Linked DNA regions of Homo sapiens: region 1 is linked to region 2. The links are chromatin loops, found by intact Hi-C in ENCODE. Cell type or tissue: PC-3. All regions are shown on one strand. Links, peaks and the distances in the headings refer to the core of each region. The heading gives the core; the rest is flanking DNA.

The links. Peaks named below come from ENCODE experiments on the same cell type or tissue, not always from the same donor. Only the 100,000 strongest peaks of a DNase experiment are listed, where the experiment ranks them.
Region 1: a loop joins it to region 2, with 2.2 times the contacts of the local background. A loop is called at or near these places in 2 of 110 quality-filtered maps.

What each region holds. Positions count from the first base shown.
Region 1 is chr3:131,345,721-131,356,779 of GRCh38, reverse strand. It overlaps NEK11 (NIMA related kinase 11), which reads right to left. Exons shown (of 18, transcript NM_024800.5): 18 at 6,315-7,223. The coding sequence ends at 7,004. The region is part of intron 2 of NUDT16-DT (NUDT16 divergent transcript); the gene reads left to right. Among named protein-coding and RNA genes, the nearest start is that of NUDT16-DT, 30 kb to the left of the region's middle. In PC-3, for the core only: no CTCF peak of the experiment used is centred there; DNase peaks (open chromatin) are centred at 6,739 and 7,659; H3K4me3 peaks cover 350 bases; H3K27ac peaks cover 3,204 bases.
Region 2 is chr3:131,210,815-131,221,873 of GRCh38, reverse strand. All of the region lies in intron 14 of NEK11 (NIMA related kinase 11), which reads right to left. Among named protein-coding and RNA genes, the nearest start is that of NUDT16-DT, 170 kb to the left of the region's middle. RefSeq lists an enhancer at 4,626-5,127. In PC-3, for the core only: no CTCF peak of the experiment used is centred there; DNase peaks (open chromatin) are centred at 3,553, 4,303 and 4,833; H3K4me3 peaks cover 990 bases; H3K27ac peaks cover 2,645 bases.

The sequences.
Region 1 (11,059 bases), core at 3,627-8,626, 130 kb before region 2:
TGCCTTTCTGTCCTGCTTCCAGTCTCACCCTTTTCAAACCTGCTCTCCACCCAGTGCCATGATACAGCTAAAGATCATGTTCATCAATAACTTTGCAGTGGCTGCCCCTAAATACAGGACACAGCAGAGCAAATGTGACAGCATGTATCTGAGCTTTGCCTTCTGTATTGGTGATGTTTTGCTGAAACATACTGTAAAATGTGTTAACACCATCAAAAGAAACATTCATTATTTCACAGTGTCTGTAGGTCAGGAATTAAAAGGGGGTGGTTCTAGCTTAGAGTTTCTCATGAGGTTTTAGTCCAGATGTCAGCCAGATCTGTAGTCAAATGTAGGCTTGACCAGGGCTGGAGAATATGCTTCCCATATCTCACTGACACAGCTGGCAAGGTGGTGCTGGCTGTTGGCAAAATGTCTCAATTTTTTATCCCATAGATCTCTCCATAGGGTTGCCTACATGTTCTTACAACACAGTGGCTGGCGTCCTCCAGTGTGGGTGATACAGATGAAATCCATGTGTTTTATGACCTAGTCTCAGAAGTCACACACCATCACTTCTACATTATTCTGTTGGTCACACAGGCCGCCCCGAGGCAGTGTGGGAAGGATCTACACAGGACGTGAATACCAGAAGTGAGAATCACTGGAAGTCATGTTGGAGGCTGGCCACTATCCCCTTCTCGCTAAACCTGACATTATCACTCTCATATTTCATGTTCCACCAGCACCAAAAGATTTCAGATTCCCAGAACCTATAGGGCTGTGTCTTCCATCTTTGTGTTCCTCATGCCTGCAAGATCTTTTCCTCTCTTTTGTCTGGTGAATTCTTATCATTCAAAATTGTGTGCTTATACTTAGTGCCTAGTACAGAATGGGAGCTCAACACACGTTGAGCTGAAATCCAAAGAATAGAATTAGAAGGGATAGTCCAGGTAGGCTCCATGCTATCATCCCACATTACCTTGAAATATGCTGAAGGCCAGGAAAGTCAGAGTTTGTGGCTCACCTGGGCCATATTGAAAAAGGGTATCCATATTTTGTCTAAGAAGCCACAGAATAATATAGTTGGAGACAAACTTCCTCCAGATTTATAAAAATCAATGCCAAAAAAATTTTTTACAAGCCCAAGGATTTGATAAAAAAAAAAAAGTGTTGGAGGAGGAATAAAGAGTGATGTCAGGAGAAGGAAGACATGTTGGTTAGCTTATTGACATAATAATGCCACATAACAACCAACCACAAATCCTGAATAGCATGCAGCAAGAAATATGTATCTCTTGCCTGGGAGTTTTATGTCCCCTGGAGCGGCTCTGCTTTGCCTGCAGTGGCTGAGATGACTTTGCGTCACTCTGTGGGTTGGCTGGTGTGGCTCTGTTCCATCTCTGTCATCCTCCTATGATAGGCTGGCTGGTGATGAGGGAGATGCAAGAGAACATATCCAACTGCACCGACATGTTTCCAGCCCCTTAGTATATTCCTCAGCCAAAACAAGTTCCATGGCCAAACTCAGAGTCAAGGAGTGGGGAAATATTGAGAACTACAAAGTTATAAGGCAATAGTCAGGGGTTTAGGGAGGGGTAAATTGGGACTAAAAATTCAAACTATCAAAGTGGGAAAAGCCACAAAATTTTGGGAAGGAAAAAGAATGTTTCTAGCTGTTGAAAGATTGTCTCCTGAACTAAACCTAAAAATCTACTTTGAAAATATTCCTGCTGGGGCCAGGTGCAGTGGCTCATGCGTGTAATCCCAGCACTTTGGGAGGCCGAGGCAGACGGATCACCTGAGGTCAGGAGTTCAAGACCAGCCTGGACAACATGGTGAAACCCTGGCTATACTAAAAGTACAAAAAATAATAGCCAGGTGTGGTGGCACTTGCCTGTAATCCCAGCTACTCAGGAGGCTGAGGCAGGTGAATCGCTTGAAGCCGGGAGGCGGAGGTTGTGGTGAGCCGAGATCGCACCACTCCGCTTTAGCCTGGGCAACAGAATGGGACTCTGTCTCAAAAATAAACAAATAAATGAAATAAAAAAGAAAATATTCCTATTGGTGTCAAGTTTTCAATTCTGTATAAATGTTAATAACTGTGGTACTCCTAGTGAATATTTGTGTATTATTTTATAATGTATATTTGTTGAACCAAATTTCTGAACTTCCTTCTAAAGTTAAGGAAAAAACTTGAGCATCCTAAGATTTCTGGCAATGATGAACACTGTGGTGTTGCAGACTCATGAAGTGAGTTGAGGCACTGAAAGAAAGCAAGGCTGGTCTGGAGAGTCCACTGACTTGCCTTCCAGAGCTGTCTTCCTCATGGTTCTGTCAGCTCTTAGCTGGCTCTCAGCTAATTTCTGGTCAAGTGCTAGCTGAAAATGGCTAAAAGTGTTTATCTTTCAGGGTGCATTTGGATGGTAATTATAGAAGCCTAGAAACCTAAGGGAGTCTTCAGGGATGAATCTCCAATGGTGGAAGATGAGGTAGCTTGATAATACATTTAATGATTTTTTTTCCTCAAAGTTGAGAACATTTTATGGCATTTAAAGCACTTCTACACATTAGGCTGAATCACGGTGGCAATTTCATGTGATTCAACCTATTGTATTATTTATTCTTTACAGCAATCTTCAGACACAGGCAGGAAACAGATTCAGGGGAAATCACTTAGTTGCTTTAGATCACACAGTAAATGGTAAGAGTAGGCCTGGAATCCAAGTCATCTGCTATCAAGTTCAATTTTTTTCCTTACACAGGTGTGGCAGAAGTACTTTAAAACATTTGTTTTGCTCTGTGTCCACCCGTGCCTCTCTCCTTCCCCCAGCCCCACACTTTCTCCTTCTCTTTGCCTGTTTCTGTTTATCACCTTAGTGGCCTGGCCCCATTCCCTTCTGATACACTAGCTAGTGAACCCATCATCTTGAAAGAGGAATGTGGTATATTTCCCCCTGTTGAGCTACTGCTTAATTTGTCAGCCTCCTTTACTCTGAGCCCACTGTGATGGCTGGACTCTTAAAATATACCTAGGGCTTTGCTCCAACTTCAGCCCCAAAGACATTAAATAATTAACTTCCAGCACTCTCCTTTGTGTGCTTTATCTCTGCATCACCCAAAATAGCTGGTGGCATTTCCTCTGTATAAATAGAAAGCAGAAAGGTCAACTGGCATTTTTGAAATATATATGTATATATATATTTTTTTTTACAAAGCAGCAAGCTAGCAGGATCCCTTTATTTGCTCATACCTGTGACTGTTTCATAACAAGAAACTTCCTAGTTTAACTCCTTAGTCAATTTCCCCCACCATCTTGCAGTTGGATCGTTACTAATACAATTTGAAGTGGTTCAAAATTAAGACTGAGTACAGCTGAAAGAGAAAGCATTTTCTCAGTGGTGATAAGTAAAAGATTTAACATTCAAGTAATGTTAAATCTTCTTCCCCACTCCCACCCCAGTGAACCAAATGAAAGTAAACTTGAGTGAGCTTCTCTTTAGAGGCATGGAGCTATGATTCAAAATGATATTTCTTCCTAGCTCTTTTTTCTTTTGAGCCTGATGAAGTGCATAACACAAATCCCTGGAGAGTAAGCTGTTTTTAGTCTGCACCTGTCTTCTAAGAACCATGTTCTGAAATGCAAGATAGGAAGGTGAATCTGTTTGTGAAAGAAACTATTTGAAAATCTAGCTATTTCCTCTTAGGACCCAGCACACAAGTTTTGTTCTGTTCTAATGTTATAAAAACCATCGACAAGAAGATTGGGCAATTTTTATTAACTGGGGTAATATTATGGTCCCCGCTCTTCCAGTCATATTTGCAATCTGGTTGGTCACAAAAGGGCATGTGAGCTCTGGGGAGCATTTTCTGGGGTGAGGTCTCTTCCCTGTTAATGTGATGGCAATTTGCATGCCTGCTGTCAGCAGCAGTGTGGTCACATGCCCCCATCATCCTAGGTTTCCCAGGGCAAACCTGATTTTCAGTGTTCTACCATGGCAACAACCACGGGTCGTAGATTTTGACCTGGGAAACACACTCAAGTTCCAAATTCTGAAAAGTCTCAGATCCCACCTCCAGAAGCAGTATTTGAGGTCTGCTTTTCCTGCTGCAGACACAGGGGCTGTGAGAGCACAGACATGCTCCTGACCCCCAGCCTCCCAGCCAGGAATAATTCTCCAGTATGCAGGGAGAGAGGGTGAGAATGGGCATCATTAGCTTTGGGAAGAGGCAGAATGAAGTTTTGTGCAGCCCCCAAAACCTCTCTATAGTGTAAGGGAGTTGTGGGAACTCAGAAGAGTGATGTTCATAACCCTTGAGCACTAGAGAAATTGTGGGTTCACCTGGGTGGTTCCTTTGGTTGCTGGGCAGGGATAGAAGTGAAGCCACAGGATAGAGTGTTAGGGCACAGTGGCCATGCCCCTTTGTCCTTAAAATAAGCCCATTAAGTTCTCTCAAGTTATTCACACTGACTCACCTACCACTCCACCCCAGTCACTACTTGCTTATATTCACTGTGAAGCATTTGAAGTCTTTGGACCCTTCTTGGAAGTCCTCATACCACCTTCCAAGATGTGAGATTAATTAAGCCCCCAATTAAGAGCAGCCAAAACACTGTTCCAAAAAGAGGGAGGGGGAGAAGAGAGACAACAGAAAGAAAGGTCTTGAACAATTGTTCTGTGTGGTACCAGTGGCACTGGCACCACCTGGAAACATGTTAGAAACCGTGATCTCTTGAATCAGAAATGCTGGTGATGGAATCCACCAATCTATGCTTCAACAAGCACTCCAGGTGATTCGAATGCATGCTCAAATGTGGGAATCACTGGTCTAAAAGAGTGCATCATGCAGGAAGCACAGCACCACTGAAAACAAGTTAGTAAGATAAAGAAACTCTCTTAGTTTCCTCAGTCATCAGCAGGAGGCTGAAAAGTGAATAACAGTACTGTGGGCATCAAATTCACCCAGACAGTTCTGAAACAATAGATATGTTTTAGCCCCTTGTCTTCCCAGAGAAGGGAGTGGGGTGGGTCTTGGTATTGACAAAGATTATCTCCTCGACCAAACTTTAGACAGGCTCTTTTGAGCCCTCTTTTTTATGAGGCCTCATTCTTGGCTCTGTCTTCAGCCTGCCAAACCCAGTTTTAGCAAGAATTCTGGTAAAGTCAGTTTATTGAGAATACCCCACATTTGATAGCTGATCACCCTCAGTATCTGATCAAATTCCTCATCACCTGCCCTCAATCTCTGATGACCCTGGCCTTCCTCCAGTGGGAATCTTAAGTCAGTTTAGCAGGAATCTCCCTGCTATGGTGTGAATATTTGCCTGCTCCAAAACTTATGTTGAAATTTGATCCCCAAAGTGGTGATGTTGGGAGGTGGGGCCTAGTGGAAAATGTTTGGATTATGGGGGAGCACCCTGAAAAATAGCTTGCTACTGCTCTGGAGTTCTTGCTCTCTAGGCTGGATTGTTTCTTGAAGGAATGGATTATTTCCCCAAAGGGTGGGTGTTATAATGCCAGGACACCCCTCAGGTTTCTCTGTCTTCCTACTTGTCCACTTCCCCTTCATTGCCGTGTTGTGATGGAACACAACAGCTTTTGCCAGAAGCCAGGGCCATGCCGTTGAACTTCTCAGCCTACAAAACCGTGAGCTACATAAACTTCTTTTCTTTATAAATTACTCAGCTTCTGGTATTCTTTTATGGCAACACTAAACAGATGAATACAACCCCCAACCTTTGAATACTCCTTTTAGAAATTTTCCATCCACCAAGGCCCGTATCCTGCTAATTGGCTATTAATCTCTAGTTTTCTTTGCTTCAGCAAAGAAACTTCAGAGTTGAGCCCAATGCCTCTCCCATATTGCAATATTGTTGATACCTATCAAAATAGTCCTGATTACAGTCTTTTTGCCATTTCAATAAGTGTCAATAATTTTTTCATTAACAGTATATTTAAATGTGTCTATGTTTAAAAAGCTTCACAAGCAAATCTAATATAGTTCCATGGTTGAAAATTCTGATAGACACTGGTTAAGAGTATGGATTCTGGAATGCGACAGACCTAGTTTCAAATGCCAACTCTGCTTCTTGCAGCTGAGTGACTAAGCAAATTACCTAACCTGAGCATCTCTCTTTCTCTGTTGTCTCTCTCTCTCTCTTTCTCTCTCTTTCACTCTATCTCTCTCAAGTTAGTGAAAAGATCCAATGAAGGCCCTTAAACTACTAAGCACAGTACTAGTACCCAACAGGCACCAAATTAACCAAATATTACTGGCTCTAAGTAATAATTATCAAAGGATGGATATGTTACATTCAATAAGAAAGTTTTACATAAGGAAAAGATAAAATAGGTGATTTATTTTGTAACTGTGAAAACTATGTTTATTTTGAATACAAATCTTGAATTATCTATGGATGAGTTTGAAATAAATCATAGAAGAGAATCACTTTTTGGATTTTTAATCCAGGTCCTTGTGTGTGTATGAAATACACACATATCTTCCTTATTAGTCATGGAAGGGCAAAAGTGGACCAAAAACAGGTCAGCTAAGACAGGCATGTCTGGCTTCTGGGCTGTAGCTCAGCATGTTGTAGGCTAGAGTCCAGTGACCTTCACTGGCAGGCTGCCTACAGTCCATGAGACCCTAGGCAGTCAGGCACTGAGCTCTGTCCTCCAGCTGAAAATAATGAAGAGCACACGGCTTCTCCCCGGTCATCGTCAGGGTGACTCAATCCTGCTGGAAGCCCTGAGGGCGCACATGAGAGAAATGCTTTTCAAGGGAGCCAAACTTGATCTATAAGCTTATCTCAGGGTATAGTCCAAATAACACTTATGACTCCAAGCATAGGCAGCCATGCTTACTACTCTCTAAAGAAGCCAGTACTTCTGATGAGGAATTGAAAGTCAAGATGGGAGCTCTGCTTTTGTATCCATTCCCCATAATAGAGTTCAGCTTATATGTTAAATGAATTTTCACATAAATTTGTCCACTTGAACTTCTGCTTCTTTTTGATAGTTGCCTAGAGATGGTTCTGGAGAGTAGGTTCTTTTCCCATCGTGATCAGCAACTGCTCTTCAAAGTACAGGAGCTGGTCCACTTCAAAACAGTCGCTGGCTTGAGGCACCACTTTTTCCAAACACTCGCGGATCTCTGCTTCGCTAGCATTCTGATGCCTTGCTCTCTTGAGGTAATTATAGACCTCTTCAAATACTTCTGTCCCCAGCTTCTGCATGGCTGATCTGTCAAAAAAGTTACAAAAGATTACAAAGAGTTACACATTAAGATCACCTGCAGGAAAATGTGCTTTTAAATCATTGATTTTACAAACATTGTCATTCTGGGATTTAGAAAAAAAGGGGGAAGAAAAGGCACAATATCTCCACCCTAAACATTTAACAGTATTCAACAAATAATGCCTCAATGTCTATTATGTGCCAGGTACCCTTCAAGGAACTGGGAATATAGCAGTAAACAAGTTAGGCAAAGTCCTGCCCTTGTGTGTGTATATATATATAATACACAGATATACACACAGATGTGTTTATATAAACGTATGTATATATACACATATACACATAAGATATCAGATGGTTCTAAGTGCAATGAAGAAAAAGCAGGGTGAGGCGGACAGGAAAATCCTTCTGAGGAAGTGTCATTTGAGCAAAAGCTCTCAGGAAGTAAGACAAATACTAGGGGCAAAAGAATTTTGGCCCTAAGGCTAAAACATATTGGAAAAATAACAAGAAAGCTATTGTGGCTGGAGTTAGTAGAACAAAGGGAAACAGGATGGTGGGATATAAAATGCAGAAATAGTTAATAATAACAAAATAATAATGAGGAGGAGGAGGAGGAAAATGAGGGGGAGAATAGTTTTGTTTGCCACTTGCCAGGTCCTTTTCTACTCACTTTGCCCTTTCAATCACACTTAACCTTTACAACAGCTGTACGAAGGAGGCAATTTTTTAAATCCCTATTTTACAGATGAAGAAACTGAGGCTTAAAAGGGGTAAAGTTATTTGGCCAAGTTTCCACCAAGGCCGACATTCATTTTTTCCACACTTCCAGTGATTGTCCATATGTCAACATAATCTTTATGTTATAATCATATTGCCATATCTAGTATGTTTATTTCACCGTTGACTATTTTCCTCTATCTCCAGAAAGGGTCACAAACTAAAGACCTATGGGCAACATTTGGTCCATAACATGTTTTGTTTTTCAATACCATGTTTTATCTTCCTTTATTATTTTTAAATGTTTTAATGTGAATGTCTTTATGTGGGGCCTGCAAGCACTCTGTACTCTGCATTTTCTGACCGTCTTTGACCTACCTCCCCTATCTTTTATCATCTTATACCAGGCTCCTTCTCATAGTTCTTCTACCCACTTAACTCAAGGGCATTCAAGTTGGTGGATTTTGTTTTGCGGTTCTTCACGGTTGTCGTTTTTAATGGCTCCATATTGTTCCACTGAATTTATGTGCCAATATTTACTCCATTTTCCCTTCACCAAACAATGAGCTTTTTTTTGCTCCTTTGCACTATAACATAGTGTGAATACCTCATCTTTAGATATTAGGCTTTTACATTTTAGGGGAATATTTTATGACATCAAATTTTTAGGAGTTGGGCTATTATGTGTGTGTTCACTCTAAAAATTTATATGTGTACTTATGGTTTCTGCACTTTTCTCTGAAGAACAGAGAAAAGAGTAAATATATGTTGTGCTTGATTAAATGATAAAAATGTTATGGGAATGAGATTATTAGGTCAAAGTGTATAAATATTTGTGTGACTTTAACTTGAAGAAATATTACTTTTTCTTCATTTCAATGGATTTGGTAAAAAGAAAAACCAGGATGTGTATTTTTTTTTTTTGGAGATGAAGTCTCTGCACTGGTGTGATCTCAGCTCACTGCATCCTCTGCCTCCCAGGTTCAAGCGATTCTCCTGCCTCAGCCTCCCGAGTAGCTGGGATTACAGGTGCCTGCCACCACGCCTGGCTAATTTTTGTAATATTGGTAGAGATGGGATTTCACCATGTTGGCCAGGCTGGTCTCGAATTCCTGACCTCAGGTGATCCCAAAGTGCTGGCATTACAGGCCCACCTTGGCCTCCCAAAGTGCTGGGATTACAGGTGTGAGCCACCGTGTCCGGCCTTTTTTCACAATTTTTGAAGCATTAATGCTTAACAGTAATGATGGTAATGTTGATAATAACATTGGAGACATTAGTCACAGACTCATTCATTTTATAAGCTTTTATTGTTCAGTGTTATTCAAGCTTGTAATCTCTAAATCATAGGATATGTGTTACGTATTGTGGCCGATAAAGAGATGAATAGGTAATTCTTCTAGCTCTGGTTTAAAGGCTGGTCATGACAATGCAAGACATAAATTTTTAATTTTAACTAACATTTCTATAGCCCTTTAGAGCTTGCAAAGTGCTTTTGCATTCATTATTTCAAATGCTCCTTATGAACTAGGCAATTCATTGAACATTTGTCTTCATTTTACAGATGAGAATAAGCAGGTTTTTCGTAGCCTTTCACAAGCTCACACAGTTAGTGTGGTAGAGTTTGGACTCAAATGCTGATCTTAAAACACCAGATGCTGGAGAAACCAGCAGCCCTAGGCTCCACAATAAGTTTCCCACCTTCTGTCATGAGATTGTCAGGACTGATTCCAGCATGCCTAACATCCCTAGTCACCTCAGTCACCCCCACAAAATCCAGGTGTTTCTTTTGCTGACATCTACCAAACCCTGGTCATTCTCTTCATACACTGATTACTTCAGTGACTAGCCCACTCTTTCTTCCACCTTGTACTCTTGTCATCATTCTTAACTTCTGTATTCTTGCTGTCTCTGGTTTTGAACTGCCTCGCATTCAGCCATCATTTCTTTTACCCTACCTGAGTTGCCCATTCCCATGATCATATCAATTGACCTCATCAGTGCCAATGACTACATGACCTCTGAAATTGATTTCAAGCCTCCTACTCTCTAATCACCCCCTCAATGCCCTCCCACCATACTTACCAGCTAATCTTCCACTTCATGGTGCCCTTCACTTCGACTCTACCCCCATGATAATAATTACTCACTTCTTTTGTAACCTCATATACTCACTCCTCACCTACCTCCTCACAGTTAATTTCATGGCCCATCATCATAACCATTATCTCGCAAATACCTTTGACTTTTTCCACCCCTTTCCCTTTGTTTGGCAAAGACCTAATGGTTAAACTCAGTCGTATACCTACTCCATGGCTGTACCCAAACAAGAGAATATTTATGGAGAAAAGCATCCAAATATACCAAGTCTCTCATTTAAGATGATAATCTTGATTCAGAATGGCACTCAGCACTGCCCAGCAATCTTACCGTGTTTCCCCAGTATGTTTATTTTCCTCCCAAAATGACTACTTCAAATGTTTTCCTTTATTCTTTTAAAAAATATTTTATTTTTGATTTTTAAATTTTATTGTGTATATTTGAGGTTTACAACATGATGTTTTGGGATACATATAGATAATAAAATGGTTACTATAGTGAAGCAGATTAATATATCTATGACCTCACATAGTTACTTTTTTATGACAAGAACAGCTAAAATCTACTTATTTAACAAAAATTCCCAATACAATATAATTTTATTAATTTTAGTCCTCATATTGACATTAGATCTCTAGACTTGTCCATCCTACGTATCTACTGTTTTGTATCCTTTGACCTACATTCCCTCATTTCCTCTCCCCTACCAACCCTGCCTGAGGTAACCGTTGTTTCATTCTCTATCTCTGTGTACTTGAGCTCTTTTTTTTTTTAAATATTCCATATATAATTGAGGTCATGCAATATTTTTATTCCTATGTCTGGCTATTTTTCACTTAGCGTAATGTCCTCCAGGTCTATCCATGTTATGGCAAATGACAGGATATCCTTTTATAAGGCTGAATAATATTCCATTGTATATATATGCCACACTTTCTTTATCCACTTCTCCATTGATAGACATTTAGATTGTTTCCATATCTTGGCTATTGTGAACAATGTTGGAATGAACATGGGAGATA
Region 2 (11,059 bases), core at 2,005-7,004:
GAATGGGGCTTGAGATTCTGCATTTCTAACTATGCCACTCGTCTGGAAACACACTTTGAGAACTATTGCTCTATCTTATAGAACCTTCGAGGAGAAAATGACATACAGATGCAACTGTTAAATGAAAAACTCCCTGTCACTTCATCTACTGCATTAGCTCTTTAAACTGCTAAAACGATCCAGATATACATTAACAATTTTTTTAAAAAAGAGTGTTTTCATAAAACAGGAACTTTGCCTGAAGAGAAAACCAAGTTTCCTCTAAAGGAACTTAGTTCCTTTTAGACATTTAGAAGATCTCAGCCTGTGGGCCCACCACCATCCCAGATGGTTTTAACCATTAGAATGCCTTAAGCAAATCCATGTGACAGGCTTCCCAGAATGGTTCTTAAAGGGTGGTCCCCAGAATAGCAAGAACAACATCACCTGGGCTCTTATTAAAAATAAAAATTTCCAAATTTGCCTATACCTCCAACCTACTGAATCAGAAACTGGGATGAAGGTCCAGCAATGTGTGGTTTGACAAGCTCTCCAGGTGATCCTGATGCACCCTTAAGTTTGAGAACCACTAATTCAGCACAATGACTGGCACTTTATGTCTGCTGAAATAAAAATCCCTTCTAATATTCCAGGTAGATGGTAAGCTCCAGGAGGGCAGAGGCCACACCCATCCTGCTTACCATGGTATCCCCAACACATGATTCAAAGCAGACACCCAAAACTTCTTGCTGAATAAATGAGTACATAAATCTCTAAGAGATAAGGACTTTCAAATTGCCACATAATATCATATACAAAGAATTAACTAATCCTTTGGGAGAGTAACGTGGAGAGGGGAAGCTGAGGAGAGGAAGGAGATACAGATGTTTTTCCTAAGACTCCCCCACCCCTTTCCTCTTTTTCACATACTTTGAACTTATATCTCAGATGTAGTCATACCTTCGAACTGCAAAAAATGTCTTCATCGTACTAAAACTTCCAGTTACATCCTGCAGGCCCACTCAGTCAAGTCCCAGAACTCAGTCAAGAGGACCCAGAGTGTGACAGCAAATGCTGTTAGGCTGGAGCTTTCTCCAGGTGCCCTAGAGTCTGCCCCGGACACCCTGCCTCTCTCTGCATATCTAATCATAGTTCAGCATTAAAGTTTGCGGAGCTGGCTGTCATGGGGCAGACAGAGGGTGGGTGGTGGGAGCCCTCAGCAGAAGGCAGCTACCAAAAGATGTCCATCTCTATTTGTCCTTTCTTTTCTAGTTTTCTGAAGAGGGTAATGGCTTTATTACACCAAGCCAGAAAATACTGAACAAGGCTATTATAAGGCTCTAATAAGAACAAACTGATTTATTCTTGTATCTCAATGTGGCCTCTATGAAGACCATGTTCATTCATTACAAATTGGGAGTGGCAGTGCTTAGAATGATTACAGTTATTATTTGTATTAACATGACAGCCATCAAAGCATTTCTTAATTTCCCAAAAATAACATTTGTGGGTGTGAAAAACTGCTCAAATTCATTTTTAATAAAAACATTAAAAATAAAAATATTATTTTCTCATATGTATAGGAAACCTATGATTAATATGCTACAACGTCCCCAAAACCATAAGATTTTTTTTTACCTTTTACATAAGGTAAAAGTCAATACTTTGAGAAGACACACAGACATAGGCATTGTGCTGAGTTGCCTCAATTTCCCCCAGAAGCTCCATTTTGTATAAGGTAAGCACAATTTAGATGAAAACAAAACAAAACAAAACAAACAAAAAACCAAAAAGAAATTGAAGTCAAAGTTAACTGGTGACATCTGCTGCTTCTGAGAAAAACTGCCTTGCAACAGAAGTGATGATACAAAGTAGTGACTAGGAGGACCACCTGTAGGGTCAGATGGCAATCAAATTCTGCCTCCGTTGCTTATTGGCTGTGTGACCTCAGGTGGGCTACTTCACTTCTCTGGGTCACGGTGTTCTCATTTGTAAGTGGGTGTAGTGGCTACTATCAATGCCCCACACAAATTCTCTTCCCAGACACACTCCAAAGTATAATTGGCACACCCTCGTCTGCTAGCTGCTGTGCATGTTGGCTGCTGTATTAAGTCAGCCAGAGCTGTAATGAGAAGATACCACAGATTGGGTGATTTAAACAATAGAAATTTATTTCCCAGAGTTCTGGAGGTTGGAGATTAAGGGGCCAGCAGGGTTGGATTCCTCTGAGGCCTTTCTCCTTGGCTTCCCTCTTGCTGCTTCTTCACAAGGTCATCCTCTGTGCATGCATACCCTGGTGTCCCTGTGTCCTAATCTCTTATTCCTCTTTTTTTTTTTTGTATACTTTAAGTTTGGGGATACATGTGCAGAACATGCAGGTTTGTTCCATGGATACACACGCGTCCTGATGGTTTGCTACACCCAGGTTTGCTGCACCCATCAACCCATCATCCACATTAGGTATTTCTCCTAATGCTGTCCCTCCCCTAGTCCCCCACCCCCTGACAGACCCCAGTGTGTGATGTTCCCCTCCCTGTGTCCATGTGTTCTCATTGTTCAACTCCCACTTATGAGTGAGAACATGCAGTGTTTGGTTTTCTGTTCTTGTGTTAGTTTGCTGAGAATGATGGTTTCTAGCTTCATCCATGTCCCTGCAAAGGATGTGAACTCATCCTTTTTTATGGCTGCATAGTATTCCATGTTATATATGTGCCACATTTTCTTTATCCAGTCTATCATTTTTGGGCATTTGGGTTGTTTCCAGGTCTTTGCTATTGTGAATAGTGCTGCAATAAACATACATGTGCATGTGTCTTTACAGTAGAATGATTTATAATCCTTTGGGTATATACCCAGTAATGGGATTGCTGGGTCAAATGGTATTTCTGGTTCTAGATCCTTGAGGAATCACCACACTGTCTTCCACAATGGTTGAACTAATTTACACTCCCACCAACAGTGTAAAAGCATTCCTATTTCTCCACATCCTCTCCAGCAACCCTATCAAAAAGTGGGCAAAGGATATGAACAGACTCTTCTCAAAAGAAGACATTTATGTGACCAACAAACATATGAAAAAAAGCTCATCATCACTGGTCATTAGAGAAACGCAAATCAAAACCACAATGAGATACCGTCTCATGCCAGTTAGAATGGCGATCATTGAAAAGCCTAATCTCCTCTTCTTATGAGGACACAGTCAGATTGGCTTAGAGCCCACCCTATCAGCCTCATTTTAATTTAACCACCTCTCTAAAAGCCATGTCTTCAAATACAGTCACATTCTGAAGTACTGGGGGTTAGGGCTCCAACATATGGCTTTTAGCGGGGACTCAGTGAAGCCTATAACAGTTGCTGACAGCACACAGATACTCTATTCTCCACAGAATTGTTCTTGGATCAAAGAAGCCCTCCTTACTGAAAAGATGATGCCACATCTCTGCCCCAGGGGCAGTCCTGGCCAATGACTGAGTGACTTAAGGTAAAACCATCTTTGTGGTGTTACTCATGCCCCAGAGCTCCCTGTGTGAGCAGACTGAGGCTAGTCTCCAGCTGAGACCACATCCTTGCTCAGCTCCTTTTATCTGGACACAGCCCCCAACCCCACACCAAACTCTATATACACACACCCACATCCTTAGAGCTCTCCACAATAAGATACATGCACCAGATACCCATCTCAGGCTGTGCTTCTAAGGAACCCATCTAAAGACTTGGACATTATAATAAAAATATCTTGACTCATGGTTACAAAACAAAATATAAAGGATAAGAGATAAACATCTCTTAAAGAAAAATAGTCAGGTGCCAGCAAAGTCACATTCTTTAATATTATAACTTTAATCCTCAGACCTTCAAGAAAATAATAGAGCCCACATCTGTGGCACTGCTAAAGTGAGTCCTTTGTCAGATATCAATTACATCTCAGATGACTAAATTTTTTTCTCTCTGGAGGTTTAGTCTCCTGGCCCTCTTCAAAGTCTTCTTAAAATGCTTCATCTTGCATAATGTCCAGAACATGGTAGATGCTCCATAAAATGGCACTTATTAATTTAGTAGGTAGAAAGATTCGCTTTTATAATTGTTGTTGTGAGAATTTTTTTTAAGAAATTGTATTTAGAAAAATACCTAATAAAAGTGCAGGGAAAGAAAATGATATGATCCCTTCTGCCAGGGAACAAGAGGAGGGCTTTGGCCCTGTTCCAGAAAGGTGGAGGGAAAGAGAGTGGGAGGGGCCAGAGTGAGATGGTGGCCGATCATGTGCTCTGTAAGACGCCAAATTCACCCGAAACTTAGCATAAATGTACCATCTAGGTTTGTGGGAGTACACTCTATGATGTTTGCTCAATGACAAAATTGCCTAAGGACACATTTCTTTGAACGCATCCCCGTTTTTAAGTGATGTGTAACTGTACACATAAAGGGCCAACAGCATAGCTAGAGGAAAACACTTCCCAGGCAGAGGTCACCTGTCCTTCAGGATGACAGCTGAACTCTCCCAACAAGATAAAAACCACTCCTAAAACCCCAGCTTTCCATTCTCCCAGCAGCTTATAAGGATACCCAGTCTCTCCCTCCCCCATGCCTTCCCCGGCACTATTAAAGAAAAAAAACTGACTCTTCTGATACTTTGCTGTTTGGGAAAAGGCATTTTATCCATCTCAAAACTTCAATTCAACATATATTGTATTTTATTTTTTCCTTTTCAATTTTTAAAAGCAATCTCTCTCCCCACTGTGAACCATGAAATAGTTTATCAGAGTTATGCAGTGAGTCATCGGCTGGGCCTCGAACACTGTGTTCACGGTGTCCTAGTTCCCGGTGACAGCAGTTAAGATTGCTCATTGGAGCTCAGAAGTCATAGAGAGGGAAGGGCACACTCTGAGACCCACAATTGTTCCTTTCCCTGGTGACTCATCCCCTTTTATGATACCATGGGCCCCTGCTGGAGGTCCCAGAGAAGCTGTTACTCCACATGCCAAATGGCTGCTGCATCTCTATTTCATTACAAAGAGCCCCCTCTGCGCCCAAGGGAAGCAACTGTAATTTTCAATCACCGTAACATTTAGTGGGACTGGAGGCATGCAGCAGCATATTTGCTAAGAAATGTTTCAAACCAATGTTCAAGCCAGAGAAGAATATGGACAGCCCCCAGTGAAATAAACACACTCATATTCTGAGGGAGAAATGAACAGTCCAGGTATCTTTTAACACTCAGGTCTGCAATCATCTCCTATCTTCCATTGGCATCATGTCTTACACAGGCTGCTGCAGAAATGTTTTGAACCAATGTTCAAGCCAGAGAAGAATATGGACAGCCCCCAGTGAAATAAACACACTCATATTCTGAGGGAGAAATGAATACTCCAGGTATCTTTTAACACTCAGCTCTGCAATCATCTCCTATCTTCCATTGGCATCATGTCTTACACAGGCTGCTGCAAGCCTTGCCTAATGCACTCACCATGTGACTCTCCCCTTTCAATGAGGCCCTCGCTGCCAATAAAATTGAGTATAAAATCTTAAGTTTGGCAGGCAAGACCTTTTATCATTTGCAACCCACATTCCCAGATCTGCCTCTTCTTACCAATGAATATGGTAGATCTCATTTAAAGGTTATGTACCAAAAGACTCTGATTGGGCTGTCCTGGTCTGGGTCTAGGAAGCTTTATTTTTCTGATGCTTTCCAGATAGTTCTCATATGTACCTTCAGAATCCTGGCTTTCATAACCTGAACTCTGTATTTTTCCCTGAATTCACTCTTGCTTTCCCACTTCATCTCTTTAAAGTACCACTTCTTTTAGAATTGACCTAATATGGTAGACACTAGCCACTTGTGGCTATTTGAATTAAAATTATTAAAATTAAATAAAATGACAAATTCAGTTGCACTAGCTACTTTTCAAGTGCTCAATAGTCACCTGTGACAAAATTATAGAATATTTCCAACACTGCAGAAAATTCTACTGGACAGCACTGTTCTAGGCTGTCACCTCTCTAAATAGAGGGGCACAGCCTCCGCTTTCAGTTTGGCCAGATTTCTTTGAAGCTCTGGGATGTGAGTCACTTTACCTCTCTGATCCTCAGTTCCTCTCCTGGCCAGCACACCATCTACCATCACCAATCCCCACCTCTGCAAAGAGAAGGCAGAATCTCCTGGCCCTTGAAAGTGCTCCAGCTCTCACAGTTGTGGATGTAGCAGGGGAGAGGTAGTGTCTCCATCGCACCCCAGCCCTAAGCCTCTTCATGTAACTGAGTGCCATATCAAAGGATGTATCCAATCAAATCTTCTCATCTGTAAGATGCCCTTTTCTGCCTTCTTTTACACCATATCTACATGCACAGGTTGAATAAATGCCCAACCCCAGCCTTCTGGGCAACCCCCTTGCCCAGAGAAAGGCAAGCTCACAGACCTCCCACACCCCCATGGTAGACAATATCTTTCTTTTCTTTTTTTTTTATATATTTTTTTGTTATACTTTAAGTTCTAGGGTACATGTGCACAACGTGCAGGTCTGTTACATATGTATACGTGTGCCATGTTGGTGTGCTGCACCCATTAACTCGTCATTTACATTAGGTATATCTCCTAATGCTATCCCTTCCCCCTCCCCCCGCCCCACAACAGGCCCCGGTGTGTGATGTTCCCCTTCCTGTGACCAAGTGTTCTCATTGTTCAATTCCCACCTATGAGTGAGAACATGCGGTGTTTGGTTTTTTGTCCTTGTATATTTCACAGCACAGCAGGAATCAAGTCAACTTTGAGAATAATATCACTAACTGCAAGTGGAACTGAACCTCAAATACAAACAATATGTTTATATTCTTAGGATGGGGGTGCACATCAGTTGCTTGGTTTGCCATGATGCTTTCTTTCCTCACACAATAAACTACAGGGTTAGTACCGTGACCTTTTCTAAAACAAACTTTCAAAACCAGGGCTAAATTTAACTACATTGATTAGCTTAGCCTACAGCATCACACATGAGGTTGTGAAAAGAAATAATTTTCTTAGACAAAATGCATATTCATGACCCTTTCTGGAGGGCTAAATTAAGTACAGTACAGTACTGTTTTTTATATATAGGACAGCAGGTTCTGCTGTAAGTGCCTCTCTAAGTGACATCTCTATATTTGACTGAGTGTACTAAAAGCTCTCCACTCCCTGCTACACACACACACACACACACACACACACATGCACGCACATTCACGTGACAGAAATAAGCTCCATGATCCTTTTGGAAATAGGTCTCCCTCAAGCTCTAGAGTCTGCACTTTTATCCTATATGTCAAGATGATTTTCCCTCAGGAAAAACTGTAATGTTTCCCTGAAACTTTTCTTTCCTGCTTTAGAGAGTAAAAGCGAAAATGACAAGGTAACATTTGTCTTTTCTCCCCCAAATTCAGAGAAATGAATTCAGGCCAGGAAATTCATTCTGTCAAGGAGAAATGTAGAAAGACTTCACAGAGACTCTGAAAAATTTGGTACATAGTGGGATGTGCTGTGTTTGGAGGCAGAAGACAACTCGTTCTATGACTTTAGGCAACTGGTTTAAGCTCCCAGGCCTTAGGTGTCTTACGTGTAGAATGGGATGGTGATAACTCACCAACCTTAAAACCAGAGCCTGAACTGAATGATTTCAGGTTACTTTTCTGCATTAAGACTTACAAATTTACGACAAGGAGTAATAAACTAGACCAATATCTTAGTTAGTTTGGGCTTCTGTAACAGAATACTATAGACTAGGTGGCTTAAACAACAGAAATTTATTTCTCACAGTTTTGAAGGCTGGGAAGTCTAAGGTCAAGGTGCTGGCAGATTCAGTGTCTGGTTGAAGGCTCCCTTCCTGATTTGCAGACTGCTGTCCTCTTCTTGTATCCTCATATGGTGGAGGAGCATGGAAACATAGAGACAGGAAGCCAGCTTTCTCATGTCTCTACTTACAACGGAACTAATCCCATCCTGTGGGCTCTACCCTCATGACCAAATCACCTCCTAAAGGCCTCATCTCGAAATATCATCCCACTGGGGATTAGGGTTTCAATATGATGAATCTGGGGGGACAAAAACATGTACTGCATTACAACCAGTGTGCACATGAATCATCTGGGGAACTTGATGAACTCTGGGTTCAGATTGGCAGGACTGGAGTAGGGCCTGAGATTCTGCATTTCTGACATGCTTCGAGGTGATGGAGATGCTGCTAGTCCACAAACCACACTTAGAGTAGTAAAAGAATAGACCACTGATTTCTGTTCCTGGCCACCAAATATTTGCCAAAAAGTAAGATTCTAACTAAGACCACCACAGCTGAAGGATTTAAATTACTACCATAGGCGGCCTCTCCCTCCTCTCTTTTACTTTTTTCTCGTTGTATTTTCTCATTAACAAAGTTTCTGTCATGTACATTGGAATGCACTTAGCAACTTGTATAATTGCTGGCAGACAGAACACCTTGTAAGCCAAATGAGAGTTTCTCTTCAATAAAATCCTAACATCATAATTTCTCTTTTCCACCTCTGGTCTCCTGGAAAACATTTGTCTCCCATTGGCAGCACCCTTCTGTTAACCGGCCATCTGGAGGCAGTCAGGAAACTGCTAGAACATGCTTGCTGGCCTAAAGACATTCTCGGCTCACCAATGTGAAGAGGCAAACTTAACACAGCAAGATGGGATGTGTGTGTGTGTGTGTGTGTGTGGAGATGGGTGGCATGGGGGGTTTAAGGAGTTGGTTCACATTCACGCAATTATGGGGGCTGGCAAGTCCAAAATCTGCAAGGTAGGCCATGAGGGTAGGGCAACAGGCTGGACACTCAGAAAAGAGTTAATGTTGCAACCTTAAGTCCAAAGGAAGCCTGGAGACAGAATTCCTTCTTCTTTGGGGAAGATCAGTCTTCTTCTCTTAAAGCTTTCAACTGATTGGATGAGGCCCACTCACATTATGACATTATCAAGAGTAATCTGCTTTACTCAAAGTCTACTGATATAAAAATATTAATTGCATCTTAAAAACACCTTCACAGCAACATCTAGACTGGTGATGGACCAAACTACCATGGCCTAGCCAAATAGACATATAAAATTAACTATCACAGGATCTAACAGGAGAATTATTTTGCAACTTGAAATCTGACAGAGAATAAAGTTGCCAAACAGAACTCAGATCTTCCATGCAGGCTGCAAAAGTCCCTAACAGTAGAATTCCAGGCCTCTTCTAGTACTAAGAAACATCTTGACATTTAGATGTTGACTTTTTGGCAAGGGTAATTAACAGTTTCTTAACAAAGATGGCCTAATAGAAACAGTTCCAGTCTACAGCTCCCAGCGCGAGTGATGCAGAAGATGGGTGATTCTGCATTTCCAACTGAGCTTTGAAGACAGCAGTGGTTCTCCAAGCACGGAGTTTGAGATCTGAGAATGGACAGACTGCCTCCTCAAGTGGGTCCCTGACCCCCGAGCAGCCTAACTGGGAGACACATCCCAGCAGGGGCCGACTGACACGTCATACAGCCGGGTGCCCCTCTGAGACGAAGCTTCCAGAGGAAGGATCAGGCAGCAATATTTGCTGTTCTGCAATATTTGCTGTTCTGCAGCCTCCGCTGGTGATACCCAGGGAAACAGGGTCTGGAGTGGACCTCCAGCAAACTCCAACAGACCTGCAGCTGAGGGTCCTGGTTGTTAGAAGGAAAACTAACAAACAGAAAGAAATAGCATCAACATCAACAAAAAGGACATGCACACCAAAACCGCATCTGTAGGTCACCATCATCAAAGATCAAAGGTAGATAAAACCACAAAGATGGGGAGAAACGAGAGAAGAAAGTCTGATAATTCTAAAAACCAGAGCGCCTCTTCTCCTCCAAAGGATCGCATCTCCTCGCCAGCAACTGAACAAAGCTGGAAGGAGAATGACTTTGACGAATTGACAGAAGTAGGCTTCAGAAGATCGGTAATAAGAAACTTCTCCAAGCTAAAGGAGGATGTTCGAACCCAGGAAGCTAAAAGCCTTGAAAAAAGATTAGAAGAATGGATAACTAGAATAAACAGTGTAGAGAAGACATTAAACGGCCTGAGGGAGATGAAAACCATGGCACAAGAACTACGTGACGCATGCACAAGCTTCAGTAGCCGATTCCATCAAGTGGAAGAGAGGGTATCAGTGGTTGAAGATTAAATGAGTGAAATGAAGCAAGAAGAGAAGTTTAGAGAAAGAAGAGTAAAAAGAAATGAACAAAGCCTCCAAGAAACATGGGACTATGTGAAAAGACCAAATCTATGTTTGATTGGTGTAACTGAAAGTGACGGGGAGAATGGAACCAAGTTGGAAAACACTCTGCAGGATATTATCCAGAAGAACTTCCCCAACCTAGCAAGGCAGGCCAACATTCAAATTAAAGAAATACAGAGAACACCACAAAGATACTCCTCAAGAAGAGCAACCCCAAGACACATAATTGTCAGATTCACCAAAGTTGAAATGAAGGAAAAAATGTTAAGGGCAGCCAGAGAGAAAGGTTGGGTTACCCACAAAGGGAAGCCCATCAGACTAACAGCAGATCTCTCAGCAGAAACTCTACAAGCCAGAAGAGAGTGGGGGTCAATATTCAACATTCTTAAAGAATGTTCAACCTAGAATTTCATATCCAGCCAAACTAAGCTTCACTAATGAAGGAGAAATAAAATACTTTACAGACAAGCAAATGCTGAGAGATTTTGTCACTACCAGGCCTGCCTTACAAGAGCTCCTGAAGGAAGCACTAAACATGGAAAGGAAAACTGGTACCATCCACTGCAAAAACATGCCAAATTGTAAAGACCATCAATGCTAGGAAGAAACTGCATCAACTAGTGGGCAAAATAACCAGCTAACATCATAATGACAGGATCAAATTCACACATAACAATATTAATCTTAAATGTAAATGGGCTAAATGCCCCAATTAAAAGACACAGACTGGCAAATTGGATAAAGAGTCAAGACCCATCAGTGTGCTGTATTCAGGGGACCCATTTCACATTCAGAGACACACATAGGCTCAAAATAAAGGGATGGAGGAAGATCTACTAAGCAAATGG